2 separate regions of the Homo sapiens genome follow, and region 1 is linked to region 2. Evidence: chromatin loops called from intact Hi-C (ENCODE). Cell type or tissue: heart right ventricle. All regions are shown on one strand.

What was found. Hi-C counts contacts between places; a loop is a spot of excess contacts. Peaks named below come from ENCODE experiments on the same cell type or tissue, not always from the same donor. Only the 100,000 strongest peaks of a DNase experiment are listed, where the experiment ranks them.
Region 1: it touches region 2 in a loop (5-fold over the local background); 1 of 110 quality-filtered maps calls a loop at or near these places.

Annotation. Positions count from the first base shown.
Region 1 is chr9:126,335,049-126,340,048 of GRCh38, reverse strand. The region is part of intron 1 of MVB12B (multivesicular body subunit 12B); the gene reads right to left. Among named protein-coding and RNA genes, the nearest start is that of MVB12B, 11 kb to the right of the region's middle. RefSeq lists enhancers at 3,480-3,979, 3,980-4,481 and a silencer at 4,785-5,000. In heart right ventricle, no CTCF peak of the experiment used is centred here; a DNase peak (open chromatin) is centred at 2,890; H3K4me3 peaks cover 1,364 bases; H3K27ac peaks cover 1,280 bases.
Region 2 is chr9:126,244,965-126,249,964 of GRCh38, reverse strand. No RefSeq gene overlaps it. Among named protein-coding and RNA genes, the nearest start is that of MVB12B, 79 kb to the left of the region's middle. In heart right ventricle, no CTCF peak of the experiment used is centred here; no DNase peak of the experiment used is centred here; H3K27me3 peaks cover 412 bases.

The DNA.
Region 1 (5,000 bases), 90 kb before region 2:
TTTGCAAAGAAGCAAGGAATGTTGCAAACACAGAAATAAGTGTTCTGGGCTCAGGTGAAGGAATGGTGTTGGAGTCCAGGCTCCATGACTGACTAGCTGGTGACTTTGAGTAAGCAATTTAACCTCCTGGACCCTTCATTTTCTCAGCTATAAAAGGAGGTCATGATACTGACCCTTGCAGAGCTGCTGTGAGGACCAAGAGAGTCAAAGACAGTGGATGTAAATGAAAGGCCTGGAGAGGTCCCTGGTATACAGTAGGCGCTCAAAAAAAGCACATAAAACTGGTGGGGTTTGGGACACACAAGTCCAGGTAACTGGTCAGAAATGTGATAGGCGTCACTCCATAGGGGACTGGCAGATCCCTTTGTTGTGTTTTACCCTCGGGTCATGTGGGCACTTACTCAAAGCCAAATACTAACAATGATCATAATTCTTGCTGGGCACTTTGAGAGAAAGGGAGGGAAAATGGAATTATTATTCTGCTGCTGACTGCCTCTTGATGTGACCAGAGGAGAAAGGTAGAATATAGAGAGCACTGGGTCTGGGCAGCTGGAGTGGCAGTGCACCAGAAAGCAAATAAAAGAGGCAACACCATATGTAAATGAACCTAAGTACTTTTAAAAGGACAAGCAGTGAAAAAGAGCAAGTCAAATTCCACCTCCTTCTGCAACAATTAAACTCCACTGGCTGCAGGTCTGCCAGATCTCTCAAGGCTGGTTACTGCTTCTAATACAAACCAAACACCCTACCTCACTAAGCAGGCAGGAGGAATATTCTTGCTTCTAGCCTAGAATCAGAAAAGGCAGAGGCCATTAAAAATGACTGCAGCCTTCTAAATAGGAACAATCAAAATGCTGTATGCAAGTCTCCCATGAAGTCAGTGGAACCCACAAAAAGCTCCGGAAACAGACTTGTCAATGCAATGGAGCTGAGTCCTCGATCAAGGCTAGGAAGTGCCTGGCACAGCTGCAGTCTCCTCTTCTGTTTACAACAAAGCTTAACAAAGTTATGCTTTACCTAATTCTTCTGAAAATAAGCTTCTAAACGGCCAGGGCAGGGGGTACCACACTGCATCACTGCATCATTTTCTGTTTTCAAGTTTCATTTACCAGGCAGGTTTATCTGCATAAAACACAGGGCTTAGTGCTTCCTGCACACAGTAGGCACTAAGTAAATATTTGAGTGAATATTTACTTAGTGCATGTCCCCAGTAAAGGTTTAGAATTAAATATCTGCACCTGCAGATCCAGAGCAGGCATTGATCAAAAGGGCTCAGCACTTGAAAAATCCCGTAGTATTGGTAACATGAAAATAACATTGCTGCAGTTTGCAAAATATTGGTACCTGCTGTTGGTTACCAAGAATGCTTTGCAATTAACAACTCATTAACAGAATGTACGAATTCTGCCAGTGCTAAAATATCACGCTGTGAATTTAATAAAGAACATGTGAGGTAAGTTTTTTTTTTTTTTTAAGATAGTATGGCCTCTACTATCAGAGAGAGAGAAAAGAAAGTGACAAAGAAAAAGGAGGAGAGAGAGAAGTGGGGGTAAGCATGAATAAGCAGTATCTTATTTGCTGGTGGATTCATTGCCACATCCCCTGGTCACAGTATCCTCCCCGGTACGATGATGACAATGGCCCTCTGCCTGGAGTCCGCTCTCAACAGCAGGAGGGTCACCATGCCCTGGAAGAAGCCATGCTGCTCCCACAATGCCCTGTGGCGGCCCAGGAGAAGGTTCAAAGATGGCTGCGGGCGGCCCCCGGCTGAGGCAGACAAAGGAGCCGGGCCTGGCCTGCCAGAGGGCCCTGCAGAGCTGCGCGCAGAGCATCTCCAACGCCAGCCGTTCTCCCTCCTTCCCCCCAGCTGCTGTGCCCCGGACGGAGGCGGCCTTTGTGAAATATGGACAAATGGCTCCGGGCCGCGCGGGCTGCAGTCGACCCATCCAGGAAGCGCCATCACCAGCCAAGGCAGCTTTTAATGAGAAACGCCCAAGATATCCATGGCAGGGGCCATCACTCAAAGCCGCTTGCCCTGAATTACATATTTTCTGACTGCAAATTACTTTTAACTGCGTCTCTACCGGCACTTCAATTGACCTTCCTAACAAAAGGCCATTTATTAACTAGCGCTCCACATTTCCCAGGCCGCGCGGAGCCTCAAGCCAGGAAGGATGGCCCCGCGGCTAAGGACTCGAGGAGGCCATTCATGCGGGCCCTCTCACATCAAATCCGGAGGCCTACTGGCAACAACCCCAGGTTGTATCAACAGCTCCTCATCCAGCATCCATCTGTATCTCAAAGCCCAAACTGCCCGCAAAACACACTAACAGGTCTGTTGCATTTGGACAGCGCTTTGCAGCTCTCCAGAAGCTTTCTCAGGCTCCTTCCCAGTTGAGGCTCACATCAAACCTGGGAGGTGGCCGGGTCACCTTCCAGGAATGGGACGGCTGGTCTTCCTCCCTAGGTCTGGTCTGTTTTCTATTGTACTAGGCAGAGAGGCACCAATATCCCATCCAATTGAGAAAGCAGTTTCAACACTAATTATATTTTAAAATGCCAAAGCTTTTCTTTCTCTAGCCACAGCTCAATAAGTCAAGCAAGGGGGAAAAAGTACAGAAGGATAAAAGTAACACGGGATTAATTTTCCTCACACCTCAGTTTCAAGATTCAACATTCCCCTCATAAATAATTTACAACAATAAAAATGAGCTAAGGCCATGTTTGTGTAGGATGGAGGTAAATTTAGGCCTAATGAGGGAGATCCAAGCACCGCACAGGAGGGAATAGGTTGATCTATGGCACGGTGCGAGCAGGATCGACAGCTCAGAGGGGCTCCATTACCAACTGGAAGTTGCAGGGCCAATCAGGAGGAGGGGGAAGCAAAATGGGGAAACTTGTGCCATCCCAGCTGTGGCTGCGAGGAAGTTCTCTATAGGGAACCCCCAAAGCTGACCCAGTGTTTTGGATGACAAGACAAATGTTGAAATTTTTCAGAACTATAGGATTGGGCCAATCTAAGTCTATTCTCAATACATGCTGGGTAAGGAATAAAGGTGGTAGGATGCCAGGGACTCAGACTGGACCTTGAGCAGGTCCTCTTACTTTCACCTCGCAGGTCATCAGGTCCAGATGGTTCCATTCTGACCTCTCCCCTAAGCGGGCATACAGCCTCTGTGAGATAATTTCCAAGGCTGGGGGCTGCAGAGCCTCAGTTCAGGCAGTGTTGTCTGCCCCGAGAGGCTCCCTCGGCAAGGCAGGATAGTAGTGTGTGTGTGTGTGTGTGTGTGTGTGCGTGCACACACAAACATGTATGTGCGCCCACAAGTGTACGGAATGGGAAAGCTGGGGAGGGTTAAGGTGAAGTGTTTTCCAAGCTAGAAGGATTTTTTCCACCATGCCATGCTCAAAGAGCACCATGCAAACCACACAACAAAGCCAGGAGCAAGCCTGCTTCCAGCTTCTGCCTGCAGTGCTGCAGATAGCGCTTGGGGAGGCCCCAGCTCCCGGTACTGCAGCACCTAGCCAAGGTTGTCATCCCGGGTTCACGGAGAAATGAACTTTAACTATAAAGACCCTTCATACAGACGGCACACTGCTCCCTTGTAGCTGATCAAAGAATTACTACAACAGTGTGTTTAATCCCTGAAAGTCAGCAGTGCTGGGCTTAACTGATGCTGAACATTGTTTCGGAATCAAAGGTGTGCCTCCCGGCCCCAGTCTGGGAGAAAACAGAGCTACTGTATCACAGTTGAAAACTCAGGGGAACTTTGATATCATCTCTGTTTAATTTCCATGGCCCTCCTGAGCCTGGGGTTTATCTCGTTTTATCAACTCCTGTACTGAAATCAAAACCCAACTAACAAAGCTCAGACCTCTCTCCACCAAGGCTCTTCCAGCAGCGGGGTGTGGGCCGAGGAGTTTAAAGTGCTTTCAGGGAGCAACAACTGCAGGGGGCAGGGGGCGCTGCCTTCAAAGCAGGTGCCCTGGGCAGTGGGCCCACGTTCCAGCCTCCCACCATCTCGGCCTCCTGCCATGGTGAGGCCAGCTCAGAAGCGGCGCCAGCCAGCGCTGCTGCTCAGGGCTGAAGGCATGACTGGCATACAACTTTTGAGGAGAGTAATTTCAAAGTATTAACGGGGGGCAGGCTAAATTGGGCTACTGTAATTGAAATGACAAAACCAGTGGCTTAATTACATCCCTACAGAAGGGCAAACTTGTGATCAGCTTGCTTGAAATCCAAAGTCAAGGGCACCAAAGACAAAAAACTGCCTGCTCACATATACCAGCTTACAGGGCTGAGGAAGGAAGAAGAATAAACATTTCATTCGCCGTAGGAAACGCCACAAGAGCAGGTAGCTGCTGGAAATGGGTTGTCCCCCAGTAAAAGCTGCTGCTCCGGCCTTCATAGAAAGGGTCTTTGCCTGTTTCCCATTGGCAGCGATGGTCTGTAGGAATACATGCCCACCTCTGGTGCCCCGGGATTACTGACACCTTTCTGCTGGCAAATCGCAAGCAAGGGACAGAAGGACAGGCAAGGGACTGCCTGTCCCCAAGGAGGGAACCTGTGGCCAGGCCTCACCAATGCACACCACACACACAAACCCAGCCACCTCCTTACAGAAAGTTGCAGAGACCTACCTCCTCAGAAGGCTGAGAGCTGAGGCCAGTGTCCATGCTGTGCCCAGTTAAATGGGCAGCTGGCTTTGGGGCCACCCGTGGGGGACAGTGCACAGACTGAGAGGCTGTCACTGTGGAGCCTCAGGATAGCATCCTGACACCTTCTGAACTTTGGACAGATTACCTGGTGACCAGCCAGAGTCAAATCACTCTGACAAATGCTGCTGGACATAGTCAGGTGGCAACAAGTCACTAGCTGCTAGGAGGGCTGCTAAGTTGTTGGGCAACTAAGGCAAATATTTTTCTAAGCTCTCCTAGATCGCAAAGAATTTTCCAGCTCGGGAACTAACAATTGTGAGCACTTCCTTTCCCCCCCAACA
Region 2 (5,000 bases):
CAGGTATGTCTTTATTAGCAGCATGAAAATGGACTAATACAGTGATAAAACTATATGTATCTAATTCTGGGTCCCAGTAGGAAGCAGAAGGTATATTGGCAAAAAGAAGGTCTATTTACAAAGGGATGACTGACAAAGATAGGAAACAGTGACTGTAAGGAATGGTGCACTAACCCCGGGCCTACCACTAGGTCCCAAGGGATGAGAGAAGTGATTTTTGGATCTAAAGTCAACTGGGCTGGGTGCGGTGGCTCATGCCTGAAATCTCAGCACTTTAGGAGGCAAAGGCAAGAAGATCACTTGCATACAGGAATTTGAGACCTGCCTGGGCAACACGGCAAAACCTCATCTTTACAAAAAAAATAAGAATTAGCTGAGCATGATGGCATGCACCTATTGGTCCCAGCTACTTGGGAGGCTGAGGCAGGAGGATCGTTTGAGCCTGGGAAGTTGAGGCTGCAGTGAGTGGTGATCATGCCACTGCACCCAGCCTGGGCAAGAGAGTGAGACCCTGTATCAAAAAATAATAATAAATATTATAAATAAATAATAAAAATAAAAATAATAAAAATTAGGTGGAGAAACACTGCCAACCTAGGAGGATTAGACAGGAAGCCTGGGAATCACTAACCTGAATTCACTGAATTCACTCTTCTCCTTTCCTTCAATGTCCTTTGGGCTCCTCCTCGGCTGAGGTGGAGGTGGAGGACATGGGAGGTGGTGGACACAGGAACTTGTTCATGAAATCCACACAGGTGAGAACAGAGAAGGGTAGAGAGTGCGGATCCGGATGGCAAATGGAAGGGCTCAGAGACAGTGTGTGAATGCAGTGTGCGCTGGCAGTGTAGAAATAGCACAGCCAACACACATGGGACACAAAGTGTAGGGACTAATTGCCTCGGAGGCACTAGCTGGAAGTAAAAGGATGTCATTTGAAGCCTCCAAATCAAGAAGGAAACTTAACTGTACTCAAGGGTACAGAGAGTACAGAGAGTAGCTCCAACCTAAGAGCGGTGACTAAAACTGGGTAGGGAGGGAAGGAGAGATAGGGGAAGAGTTCATGAGCTGATGTCAGTATTGCTCATAGCAGGGAACCAATATAATCTCCAGAAAGAGAGAACCAAGAGCATTACATAAACCACATTCCTGTGCATAAAAGGAATACAAAGAGCAAGCAGACCACATAGGGAAAGATGGTGTGTGTGTGAGTGTGTAGGCACATAGACATCGGAAGCCAAATGACAGGACAAAACTTAAGAAACATGTCCATCAGACTTTAAATTTACAAAAGAATGTGATATCAATAATGTAAAAAGGGCTTTAACTCGCCTTTTAATGGTAGAAAATCATAAGAATATTGGATAATATATTTCTTTTCTTAGGGGTAGAGCCGGGGGCTTTGTGGAGGTAGGGCTTTTTGAGCCTGTATGAGAAGGTATTAAGTATCTCCAAAGAAAAAGATGGAGAAACTTGACTTCTTAAAAATAAAATCCTAGGCCAGGCATGGTGGCTCACGCCTGTAACCCCAGCACTTTGGGAGGCTGAGGCGGGTGGATTACCTGAGGTCAGGAGTTCGAGACCAATCTGGCCAATGTGGTGAAACCCCTTCTCTACTAAAAGTACAAAAATTAGCCAGGCGTGGTGGCCCATGCCTGTAATCCCAGCTACTCAGGAGGCTGAGGCAGGAGAATCACTTGAACCCGGGATGGGGAGGTTGCAGTGAGCCGAGATCGTGCCACTGCACTCTAGCTGGGTGACAGAGTGAGACTTTGTCTCAAAAAATAAATAAAATAAAATAAAATCCTTAAAGAGCATTAATAGAACAAATGAAACTATAAAACAAGTCACAAAGTAAGAAAACCTATTGTCAATATATGTGACATGCAGAATTGGTATCAACATATAAAGAACTCTTACTAATCAGTAAGGAAAAGACAAATACTCAATATCAAATAGGCAAACAATACCTTCATAATTCACAGAGGTCAAAATACAAATGGCCAGCAAAGTTCAGACTCTCTAGAAATCAAAGAAATGATTATTAAACTAATAATAGGGAATTCTGCCTGTTAAATTAAAAGAGATTATTTTTTAAAGAATTTGGTAAAAATTCACAACAGTGAGATCCGTTGTTGACTGCTGATTCAAACTAGTACTGCATTTTGGGAGAATATTAAAATTGTTCAAATTACATACTTTTTGACCCTGACAGTATACCTGTAAGAATTTAAGAAAATTATTGTGAATTTATGATTTCATTTATCCAACCAATATTTGTTGATTTGTAAGAGGAACATTTTTGTTGTTGTGTGCTGAGTATTCATGAACATTTATTATCGCTAATAACTTTGAAAAGCTGAAAACAGGGGGTCACTGAATTGTGGTCTAATGTTAGAATGTTAGAACAATACTTAGCTATTAAAATGTGTTTAAGAATGGTTATTAGTAAGGGGGATGTGTTCATAATATACCATTTGAAAACATCAAGCTACAAAGTGAGCATGATTCGTACGTTACACACACATCCACTCAATAGGAGGACCTTGTCTCCTCAGTGAGGAATGATGTCTGTGAGAAAGGCAGGAAGAAGACAGCACTCTGTAACTTAAGTCTGGCTTGTGAATAAACAGTAAAGACTGAGAAGGCTGAGTGAGGCCTTCAGGAGATGATACTAGATCTGGCTAGTAATTTGCAGAGCCCAGTGGGAAATAAAAAATGCAGGGCCCCTTGTTCATAAAGCAAGGGAAACGTTGGAAAAAAGGTATAAAATGTGCTGAAATATAAACCCTTTTCCTTTCCCCCATGGTCTCTTTCTCTCTGGGCTTGTCATGATATTTTTTTGTTTTTGTTTTTGTTTTGAGATGGAGTTTCGCCCTTGTTGCCAAGGCTGGAGTACAATGGTGTGATCTCAGCTCACCGCAACCTCTGCCTCCTGGGTTCAAGCGATTCTCCTGCCTCGGCCTCCCAAGTAGCTGGGATTACAGGCATGTGCCACTACACCTGGCTAATTTTGTATTTTTAGTAGAGACGGGGTTTCTCCATGTTGGTCAGGCTGGTCTCGAACTCCTGACCTCAGGTGATCCGCCCTCCTTGGCCTCCCAAAGTGCTGGGATTACAAGCGTGAGCCACCGCGACCAGTGATACTTTTTAATAAACAATTTAATGTCATTCTAAGTAAAAACACCTTTAAAAACATAAGTTATTAGCATCCATTTCTCTATTCATCTTTATACTGTGCAATGAGAGTTTTAAATGCAAATATAAGAACATTTAACTAGCATGCAAAACATCAAAATTATACAATTTGTCATTTGTGGCTCAGACTTACATATAGATTTCTCTCTTTTTTGAGACAAGGTCTCACTCTGTTGCCCAGGCTGGAGTGCAATGGCATAATCATGGCTCACTGCAACCTCTGCCTACCGGGTTCAAGCGATTCTCCTGCCTCAGCATCCCAAGTAGCTGGGACTACAGGCGCACGACACCATGCCTGGCTAATTTTTGTATTTTCAGTAGAGACGGGGTTTCACCATGTTGGCCAGGCTGGTCTCCAACTCCTGAGCTCAGGTAATCCACCTGCCTCAGCCTCCCAAAGTGCTGGGATTACAGGTGTCCGCCACCACGCCTGGCTAATTTAGATGGGGTTTCATCATGTTGGCCAGGCTGGTCTTGAACCCCTGAGCTCAGGTGATCCACCCACCTTGGCCTCCCAAAGCTCTGGGATTACACACGTGAGCCACTGTGCTCATACATACAAATTTCATTCTTACCAGAACAGCGGGAATGATGCACAAAAGTAACTTAATTTTTTTTTTCGCTTCCTGATATGCACACATTCTACCAACATTGTCTATCTTCAGCTTACTGCTGAGTAAGAAAGTACTGAAAGGAAAAAGAACAATATAGGCTGTCCTATCCTTCCCTTACCTTCTGTTGTCATTTCAGCCTAAGTGGTTGGCTACAGGGAGGTTACATGCTTAAGAAAGCCTATGATACATTTCCTTGCTTGTTCGCATTTCCGAGAACACCATTGCCCTCTTTCTGCATTCAAAGCAGCTTCTGGTTGAGACAGAGAGCGTGGCCTGGGTCATCGATATAACATATCTGCCTTGTTCCGGCTTTGATTTTCACTGGACTCCCACGCATTGTGGGCCCACCATCATTTTGTGCTCATGGGGCAGCACACACGCTGTATGCCACTGGGCAGCAAGGAACTGTGGCAGGCACACAGACTGGGCACACCTCCCCTGCATGTGCTCATGTTTTTTGGTCCCATTGGTCTTGACTTACAAAACGCAAGTGCAAAGAAAAAATTATTAAGGATTTCAAGATAACAAATGCAGAGCATTCAACCAAGCAAAGGTTTCTTTGGAGCGTGGGCCTCTGTGTGACTGCACAAGTTTCACGCCCATGAAGCCAGCCCTGGGGAATACCAAGCGTCTGGTGGGGCCAGATCCCTACCAACTTGTGTCTTTCCTCTCCTCTCTCTTCCTACAACCCATTCTCCATGCTGGAGTCAGTGGTATTCCCAAAACACAGAATCAGCCATGCCCAACTCCCAGTGCTCATTCTGCACTCAGTAACACTCAAACTCTCCAAAATGACTTACCTTGACGTGCCTGCCTTTTTTTCTCTCTCATCCCTTCCTCTCCTGCCCTGCTGCCATGTTCCAGGGCCTGGCCACACTGATCCCAAGTATCATGTGTCCAAAATTGAATCCCAGTTCTGCTCTCCCTCTCCCAGATTGTCCCTTCTCGGGTTTCCCCATCTCAGGAACCAGCACTTCGGTCCACCTGGTTGTAGACACACTGGGGTTCTCCCCGATTCTGCTTCTTCCTCAATTCCCACATTTAATCTGGTCTGCCTTTCATGAAACATCCCTTGAGCCTCTTCTTGCCAGAGTCCTTGACCTTGACATTCTTGCCTGTTTGTCCTTCCTTTTCATTCACCTTGCAGTCTTCCCCCCTGAAAGCAGCCTGGCTTCTCCACACTCACACCTT